Regions from separate parts of the Homo sapiens genome. Here region 2 is linked to region 1. Evidence: chromatin contacts called from ENCODE Hi-C data. All regions are on one chromosome and are shown on one strand. The core of a region is the stretch at or near the end of the contact, and the rest is flanking DNA. Distances in the headings are between cores, read along the strand shown.

What was found. A loop is a pair of places that touch in the nucleus more often than their neighbours do. Pooled maps may share reads with other maps.
Region 2: a loop to region 1 is called in a map of tibial artery, with 11 times the contacts of the local background. The contact joins the promoter of COL3A1 here to the promoter of GULP1 in region 1. A Hi-C loop is called at or near these places in 8 of 168 maps with a recorded cell type or tissue (IMR-90, aorta, ascending aorta and 5 more) and 14 of 50 pooled maps.

What each region holds. Positions count from the first base shown.
Region 1 is chr2:188,289,310-188,293,647 of GRCh38, forward strand. It overlaps GULP1 (GULP PTB domain containing engulfment adaptor 1), which reads left to right and starts at 2,565. Exons shown (of 12, transcript NM_016315.4): 1 at 2,565-2,857.
Region 2 is chr2:188,972,216-188,976,553 of GRCh38, forward strand. COL3A1 (collagen type III alpha 1 chain) reads left to right here and starts at 2,158. Exons shown (of 51, transcript NM_000090.4): 1 at 2,158-2,353. The coding sequence starts at 2,275. The region is part of intron 1 of LOC105373791 (a long non-coding RNA gene); the gene reads right to left.

The DNA of each region.
Region 1 (4,338 bases), core at 1,315-3,814:
GTCATCGTAGTGCCCTGCTAGGCTTCTGCAACCCTTTTCTTTGGCATCTCCCTTCTTCACTTCCTGGGGCATGCTATAAATTTGTTTTAAAATCTTGTTCCATTTGGTTCTATTGTTTTTAAAAACTTGGTTCTGACACTCTTGAGATTTTTATACCTCTAAGCCATTTCACAAAGAAGATCATATCAAAAGTCAGGTTATAAAAATTACAAAGCAATAGCAAGTTTAAAGACTTTAAACAGTGGGAGAAAATATAAAAGTGAGTAATCTTTAGCACTGTATGTAACGATTGGAAAAAGACAGTTATGAGGACTCATCTATCTTCATTTATCCATTCATGATGGATGTGCTTTGTAGCCATATTTTTTTTTCCCTCTTTAGGATCTTCCAAGTCTTATGGATAGGAAAGACAGATCTCTAAAGAGGCTATGATATGCCTTTAGGAAACTGAGGATGAGGCCGGAGTAGTAAATAACTCTTACTTAGAAGGAGTATATAGGGTCTCATCCCTGAGAACATGGGAGTTAGTTATGTAAATGTTCAGATGATTTTCAACATTGTATATGGTAAGGAAGAATTTTTTAAAAAGACCTTCTTACAGGTACTAGAGGCAAATGAATGAGAAATAAGTACATGCTATGGGATTTTCCATTATTTCACAGGATGGAAAGTTTGATCTCTGTAGCCTGATTTTGTTCTTTGGCCTTGAACTTGTTCAAGTTGAATTGTGTGTCCTGAACACTGATCTAGTTGTTCACAAACTAGGGTCAGCCAACTGTAGTGGTATGTTGATGTATTCTTGGGAATCGAGAGTTATTATAATCTTTTAATATTATGGCTAAAAAACCCAAAATATCTATGTGTAAATATATAATGTAAGCATGGATTCGTTCATCTCATCAACCTCCTTATTCCTAAATACTGGACTACCATTTGTTTTATTTTTATAATCACATTGATACCAAGTGATCATCTAAATGACATTATTTAATTTTTAATGATTGTTCATAAATTAATTGCTTAAGAGTTATTTACAGAAAAAAACTAGCATTTGTCCTGAGATTAATATTTTTAATATAATTATTTTTATGTGTGCTTGACTATTGTGATAAAGAGAAAAACAGTTAAAAGAGGACCCCAGCCAAGTTATTATGAGGACTGATTTCTGATATTAGCTTTAGTACCTCCAAACCATGAGATTTGGGGAAAGTCACTTAAGAGCCCTAGACTTCAGTTACCTTGTATTTAAAATAAGGGAGTTCAGCTGGAACTAGTTAATCTGTAAACATAGTTTCCATTTCAAAAATTGTGAAATGATGCCTTTTTAAATGGAAAAAGCATTAAGGAGAAGAAAACTGATTCAGTTACAGGGTCTTTGGGGGAAAATTTCTAGCACCACCCTCTCTCCTAATTACAGTAAAACATGGTGGGATATAAGAACCAAATATTTATTGAGTATTTTCTCTGCGCCTATCACAACTCTATTTTAACTCCTGTAAATGTGACTGTGACTCCGTGAGCTAGATTATAGAATTCCTGTTGACAGTTATAATTGGTAGGCACAGAAAGCGTAAAGATGGAGTTTGGAATGGAATCTGGCCTGTCTGACTCTAAGCCCTGGATCCACTGTAATACATTATAACTGCTAGCTTTGCAAAATGCCTTTTTCCTTTTCTCATCTATTTTCACACTCAAACTAAAATTTAGTAAACTAAATTCTGAGCAGCAGAAAAAATTTTAGTAAAGGTCCTCTCATCCTTGAAGAACTTCTTATATAAGGATACTCCTTCTTGCTCCCTTTCCCACGCAGAACTTTACCAAAGGTCAGTAAGAATGGGCTGTTGTGTTTTCTCTCAAATCCTATACAGAAGTCCTTAATTCCGAGGTAAACATCTGAATGGAACAAATGAGTATGATCTGGGGGTTAAGGCAATTTTCAAGTGTGTGTATGTGTGTGTCTGTTTTAAGGCATAACAAAGTCCAGAGATTAAGGCCGAGTTAAAAAACAAATGAGGACAAACCAATGAGGACAAACCAGTCCGCTGAGGTGCGGCCAGAGCAGCAGCAACTGTGGCTGCTTTCTTGATAAAGGCTGTGAAGACGGCACGTTTTACTCTTATTCGTGTATTTCTTTTGACACTTTACCCCTCTATGAAGCCTCAGAGGTGTTTTAAAATTGTGTTAGGAAACACACAGAGATAAGAAAAGGCAAATGGTCCTGATCTAGTGTCTCAGGGAAGAGGCTGGAAAGGAAACGCGGCGCGAGTGGGGTGGGAGAGGGGGCCTGTGGTTTTGCTTCTGTCCGGGCTGAAGACTGAGTAAGGTAGGGCCCCTCCTTCTGCGGATGGGTTTCTCTCTCATTCCACCCTCCACCCACCTCCGGTTCCGCGTGCACGCGCGAGATAGTCCAGTGGGCCCACAGATAACGACCATCAGAGATTAAAGAAGGAAAGTCAGCGAGCTTGAACACAGGCGTCCCGTGTGGAAATGTCCAAGGAGACCGCCAGAAGTGCGCAAGCCGGAGTCGGCTAGAGTTTCCTTCTCACCGAGAGGGGGAGCCCGGCGTTCCCGGCCGGGAGCGACCCGGAGTCCCCAGCCCCGCGTCCCAGCTGCCGCCAGCGCCAGTTTTGGATTCGGCGGATTAGGAAGAGGAGGGAGGGGGGAGAGAGCGCGAAGAGGGAGGGGACCGAAGCTGGAGGGTCCCGAGTCCAGCGCCGTGTTGGCGTAGAGAAACTTTCCCTCTCGGCCTCGGAGACGGCGCCCCGGCCGTGCCGGAGTGGAGATCGCCAGGCTCGGAGGAACCGGCAGCTCTCCACGCCCCTGCCCGAAGCCTGACCCGACTGCCTCTCTCAGTGAGGTACGGAGATTTATCTAGGCTCTTCCCTGGCTGCGAACCCAGGCTCCCTCCAGGTAGCGTGGAATCGCTTAGAAGCTGATATCCCGAGGGGCGGTGGGGGTGGACAGCTCCGGCCACCAGTGCCCGGGAAGGAGGGCGCGGGGCTGCGCGTAGCCGCTGGCCAGCAGGTTGTAAAAAATTAGGACAGCTAAATGCTCAGGGAGTCGTCCAGCACTAAAGGAGGCTAAGACCTGTTGACGCCTGCTATGGCAGCGCTTGAGAAATGACTGGGGGAGTCCAGCGAGGTCGGGGACGCAGCGGTCTCCGGGCTCCAGAAACCTCCTTAGCCTTTTGTGGTAACTTTGGTCCGGCGGCGGGGGGCCGGTGAGCAGGAACTGGAGGGAGGCGGTGGGGAAACCGTGGATCCGTCCGGCTGAGGGTGCGTGGATCAGACTGGGCTGAGCAGGCAAGTCATCGTCGGGTCACAGCGAGGCGACCCAGGAGCGAACTTCCAGGGCAGCCTCCCTTTTGTTGGCGCTGGGAGAGAATGTGGGCATGGGGGTGGGGAGGCGCGAAGCTCCGAGGCCGGGCCGCGGATACTTTAAAGCTCAGAGCTGGGAGGGCCCAAAGGAAGGGGCGGCGTCCACATGGTTACCCTTCTGCTGCGCGGGTCAAGTAGCTTCTTCTGGAGGGCGCAAGGCGCGGCGGGGGTGATGAGCCCTTGGGTTCTCGCTCCGACTGCTAAATTCGCTTGGCCGGGTCCACCTTCTCGTGGCCTCACTCGCCACACGGATCAGAATCCGGAGCAGGCAGTTCTCTCTATTCTGAGGCTCCTGCGGCTGCCGCGCTGACTTCCCTGTGTGCGGGAGGGAACTCTGGGCAGGCTGGTTTTCTTGGAATGTGTTTACGATGTTGAATGGGACTTGAACAGGAAGCTGGACGCTGCAGCTGGAACTAGCGTGCCAAGGTAGAGTAAGGAAGACTTAGCTGGTGTTGGGCTTGGCGGGTCCACTTGGTACGCTGGGCAAACTCCAAGTAAGTGAGGGCTGGCAGTCAAGGTACCCCTCCCTAGGTCCTAGTAGTGTTTCCCAACTGAGCTCGCCTTACTCATTTGCAATCAGACATTTTACATGCACTATTTCAATCTGCAAGTTTGACAAAGTGTAATGCAGTCAATTAGGAAGGATTTAATAAATTTATTTTGTGCCTGCTTTTAAAATACGTTACACCAACATTTGAGAATAAAAAGTTACGGAGAATGTTCAAGTCATGACTGATTTCTAGGACTAGCAGGAGACAATACTGATGATTTTGTGTCTGTATTACAAAATGGGTGATTAGGTGCTAAAGTAAGGGAGATTATTAGACAGAGTGAATGTGAGGAAGTGGAAAACTTTCAGAGGAATTGGAAATTCTTCAAATTTGCAAATTGCTCCCTTTCTCTGCCAGTCTTTCCCTTTTCCCCCCATATGAACAAGTAGCCTTGGCTGGAAAACCCACAA
Region 2 (4,338 bases), core at 908-3,407, 680 kb after region 1:
CATAACAAGCATTATTTTAAAAATAACATTTCTAATTTTTCACAGTGGAAAATAAATCTAATGAAGAAATTCAATAAATTTCAGCTTTTATAGACCACCTAAAACAATGAGAGAAATCTAATATAGATATATGAATTCTACGTAGATACAAAGACATCATGAGAAAAACTATGTTTCTGAATTGGTTTGAACACAGGAAATATTTTTTGTGTACAGGACAAAGATGTCTGAAAGACAGAAAGATGCATATAACAGCCTTTCCCCAGCATCTCTACTGTGATCCAGTAGAAAAGCTTATATTCATGACCATTCTCAACAGTTACTTTTCTCCCACGCCCCCAAGCAGTGACTCTCCAATCTAAAATAAAGATACACAAGAGGTTGGTCTCGTTCTAGTTTTCCTTTCCTGTCATCAAATGATGTCATCTACATTGAGATGTCTTGGTTTGTGTCCTTGTGACTGAAGATATAAGAAAGCTTGGGAGGCCGAGGCGGGCGGATCACGAGGTCAGGACATCAAGACCATCCTGACTAACACGGTGAAACCCCGTCTCTACTAAAAATACAAAAAATTAACCAGGCGTAGTGGCGGGCGCCTGTAGTCCCAGCTACTCGGGAGGCTGAGGCAGGAGAATGGCGTGAACCCGGGAGGCGGAGCTTGCCGTGAGCCGAGATTGCGCCACTGCAGTCTAGCCTGGGCGAGAGAGGGCGACCCCGTCGCAAAAAAAAAAAAAAAAAAGATGCAAGAAACAAGAAAGCAAGTTTGCCACTGTCCATGCTTACAGGATTCATGTACACCTGGGAATATACATATGACATGAGTTGAGTGAAAATTTAGTAACACAAATTAGAAGAAAGAGAAAGATGAAAATTAGTTTAAAGGAGGTAATTTACTTAAGGAGGAAAGTTTTGCATTGAGGCATAAGGAAGTGACTTCCATTAATTGGTGTGAAATGGGGAGAATTTTATGTGCACAGGCATAGAGACGGACATGTTTAGGTGAAGGTGAAGAAAATTAGTTCAAGTGACCTTGATTAGAATTGAAATGTCCACCGTAGATTATAGAGATAGATGAACTAACTATGAACTGATGATTAGGGTGTAAAGAGATATCTCCATTGCCAGATATAGCCTTATACTGTGGACAAGCATATTTTTCCTGCAGAGATTTATCAAAGACCTATAAATGGTATTTGCCCCTCTTTCAAATATGACACAAAAATTACTGCTTAGATAGATCCAGAAATACATTGGAAAGTTTTGTGGATGAGGATCTGGAAAGTATACACATAAAAGTCTAAATTAGAAATATTTATACTAATCTTTAGAGTAATGCAGAAAAAATGACCACTTTCTCTGGTACTCTTTTGCTATTCTATGTGATAAACTCTTTCTCTTCCAGTTTCCTAAAAAGTTATGTCATGAAAAGGCTGAATTTTTCTCTAGAAAAATCTGCTCTGTCTTTCCCAGGCAGCATAAAAATTGGAAATCTCACAAGAAAGCACTCTGGCTTGCTAAAGAAATTTGTGAGAAATGGAAACAGCTATAGATAAGTATCTAACTTTTAGGAAGCCATTCAAACATTGCTGAAATACTTTGTCTTTTGATATTTGCCTGAAACTTAACTTCTAGGACCCAGGGTGGGTGGATGAGTCGAAGGGGCATACGGTGGCATTTCTTTCCGTGAGTCTCTTACAGTCTCCTATTTAAATTGAGTTAGGATTACTTCTGGCAAAATCCCAACATAAAAATCTTCTAGGAAGATCAGTTCTGTAAATTAGACATACTAGATAAATGGGCATCAAGCAGTTTTTCAAAATTATGCAGTTGTTAACTTCATAAGGGGAAATAAAAATGTATGCATTTACATTGTATGTATTAAAACAAGGCAGAGCATTTCTATACGTTCCTAAGTTATACAAACATATATGTAAGAGTGAAATATGTAAAAAAACTTTTACATAAGCAGATGCATACAAACTCCAGATGTGCTCTTTTTCTTACTGTGGGTTGTGTCTTCTATAAGGGAAAAAGAAATATTTATCATTTCTTTTACTGCTGAGGGGATGGGTGCGGCTCTCATATTTCAGAAAGGGGCTGGAAAGTGAGGGAAGCCAAACTTTTTCCTATTTAAGGCCAAAGCAAAGGAATCTCAGTGGCTGAGTTTTATGACGGGCCCGGTGCTGAAGGGCAGGGAACAACTTGATGGTGCTACTTTGAACTGCTTTTCTTTTCTCCTTTTTGCACAAAGAGTCTCATGTCTGATATTTAGACATGATGAGCTTTGTGCAAAAGGGGAGCTGGCTACTTCTCGCTCTGCTTCATCCCACTATTATTTTGGCACAACAGGAAGGTGAGTAGGTACTGATTTCAAGAAACTTTATGGGATTTTTGTCTTTCTTCTCCTCACAAAGAGGGGTGTAAAGGGGAAAATCAGTTGCCTGATTCAAGATAATTTCCTCTATAAGCTCCAGATTGTGAAACGTTGAACTGACCATGGCTGTGCTTTTTACATTACTTGAAAAATAATCGCGTTATGTGTGTTTTTAAGAGTTCTGTGGTTAAGATAAGATGTTCTTGTACTAACTTGTTTTCATGTTAAAGGCACTGGAAACTTTTAAAAATGGCTTTAAAATTTTTCCCTCCTGGATTGTTAACATCTTGGAATACTTCCCCAGGCAGTCTGGAAGTTATTGGTCTCTTGCAATAATTTTATGTTCCTCTTTGTCTGCTGGATTCTTTGTAAGGTTAGAATATTGAGCATTGTTTTCTGAATAAGAATGCCTTTCAAATATCATGGATTAAGAACAGTCTAAAGGAAGATTCTACGCATTATCAGAATCATTGAATATATTTCTGTAAAATGGCTACAAGATACCTATAAACATTCTTCAAAGGGATCAAACTGCTAAAATATTTTATTATTCCTGTTTTTATTTTGTTTCAAGAATGATTGATTAATTCATCTTTTCTAGTAGCTTGATATTAAGGGACTAATATTTTCCACATATTCTACGTTTTAACCACATTCGCATTAATGAAGAAAATATTTTTTAAAATGTTTCAACAGGAGGTTTGACTTTGCTGCAAACAAGGTAAAGATACTAGTACTGTTTGACTTCAGAAAGCTGTTTTGCTATATTTTCTAATAATTGCATGTAATGTTTTTCATATTCTAATTTCCCCTAAAAACACATTTGTCTCATTATTTATGTGAAAATATTCTTTTATTTACCATAGTCATGAAAATGCTGAACAAATTGGAATACAAACTTCCATAGAAATAAATATTTAAGTGCTAAATGTAAAGATAGCTAGGAGAAATTATTAGACAATTTTTATTGCACATAACTAAACATGGTTACATTTAAACATATAGATTTTGCAAAGGACACTGCATGAAAATTTGGTTTTTGTTTGTAATATCAAATGTATTTGTTGTCCTCATAGCTAATACATGTAAATGTGTGTATGAGGGGAGGGGTAGATATACAATGAAATGTCTTCAGTTATATTCAGCCCATGGACACAAAAGAAAAGAAACACCCATTTTCCTTGTTCCCTTAATTTCCTCTCCTCCTTACCCCTCCTCTCCTTCGCTTTGCCCTCCTCCTTATCTCTCTCCACCCCTTTTGGCTCCTTTAGACTTCTCTTCACTCATCACCCCACCCCTTCCTAGGCAAGCCCATATCTACTCCTCTCTCCTCCTCTGTCTTCCCTGCCTGTTACTCCCTCCCTACTCCCCATGTGGCCTCCTTATGCCTCCATTTCTTTTTTTTAGTTCTCTCTCTCCTTGCCTCCTCACCCTTTCTTTCCCCTGAACTCTCAATCCTTCTTCCTTTCTCATTCCTCTCCCCTTTTCCTCCCTATCCTGCTCTTCCCAGGAGATGCTACAACTCACAGTCCTTTTTTAGGATACCAAATGACTACTATCCCCCACCAACCATTTATTGAAAAGACTACAAACTTAGGGGTTTTAGCTCAAAAAATTGCAACATATTTGTAGTTGCCTCGTGGTTGCAAGCTTTTTATAAGCACTGTGGCTATTTTTCTTCCCAATCCAACTTTAGTGGGGGGGTGTTTGCCACTTACAGTACCTTGACATCACATTAAGTTCTGTTTATTTCCCTCTTTCTCTTTAGATGCAAAAAATAATCAATAAGTATAAAATTTTGCTGATATGTGTTTGTGTGTTCTTAAGCTCAAAAAGAGTTGAAAGAGAACTGTTCAGCCTATTTTTTTTGTCATGAGTAAAAGTAAAGTTGAAGTGACTTAAGACAGTACATCTTATGTTCCCTGTGGGTTTTACAAGGAAATTCTGCTATTAGATAAGCTTTG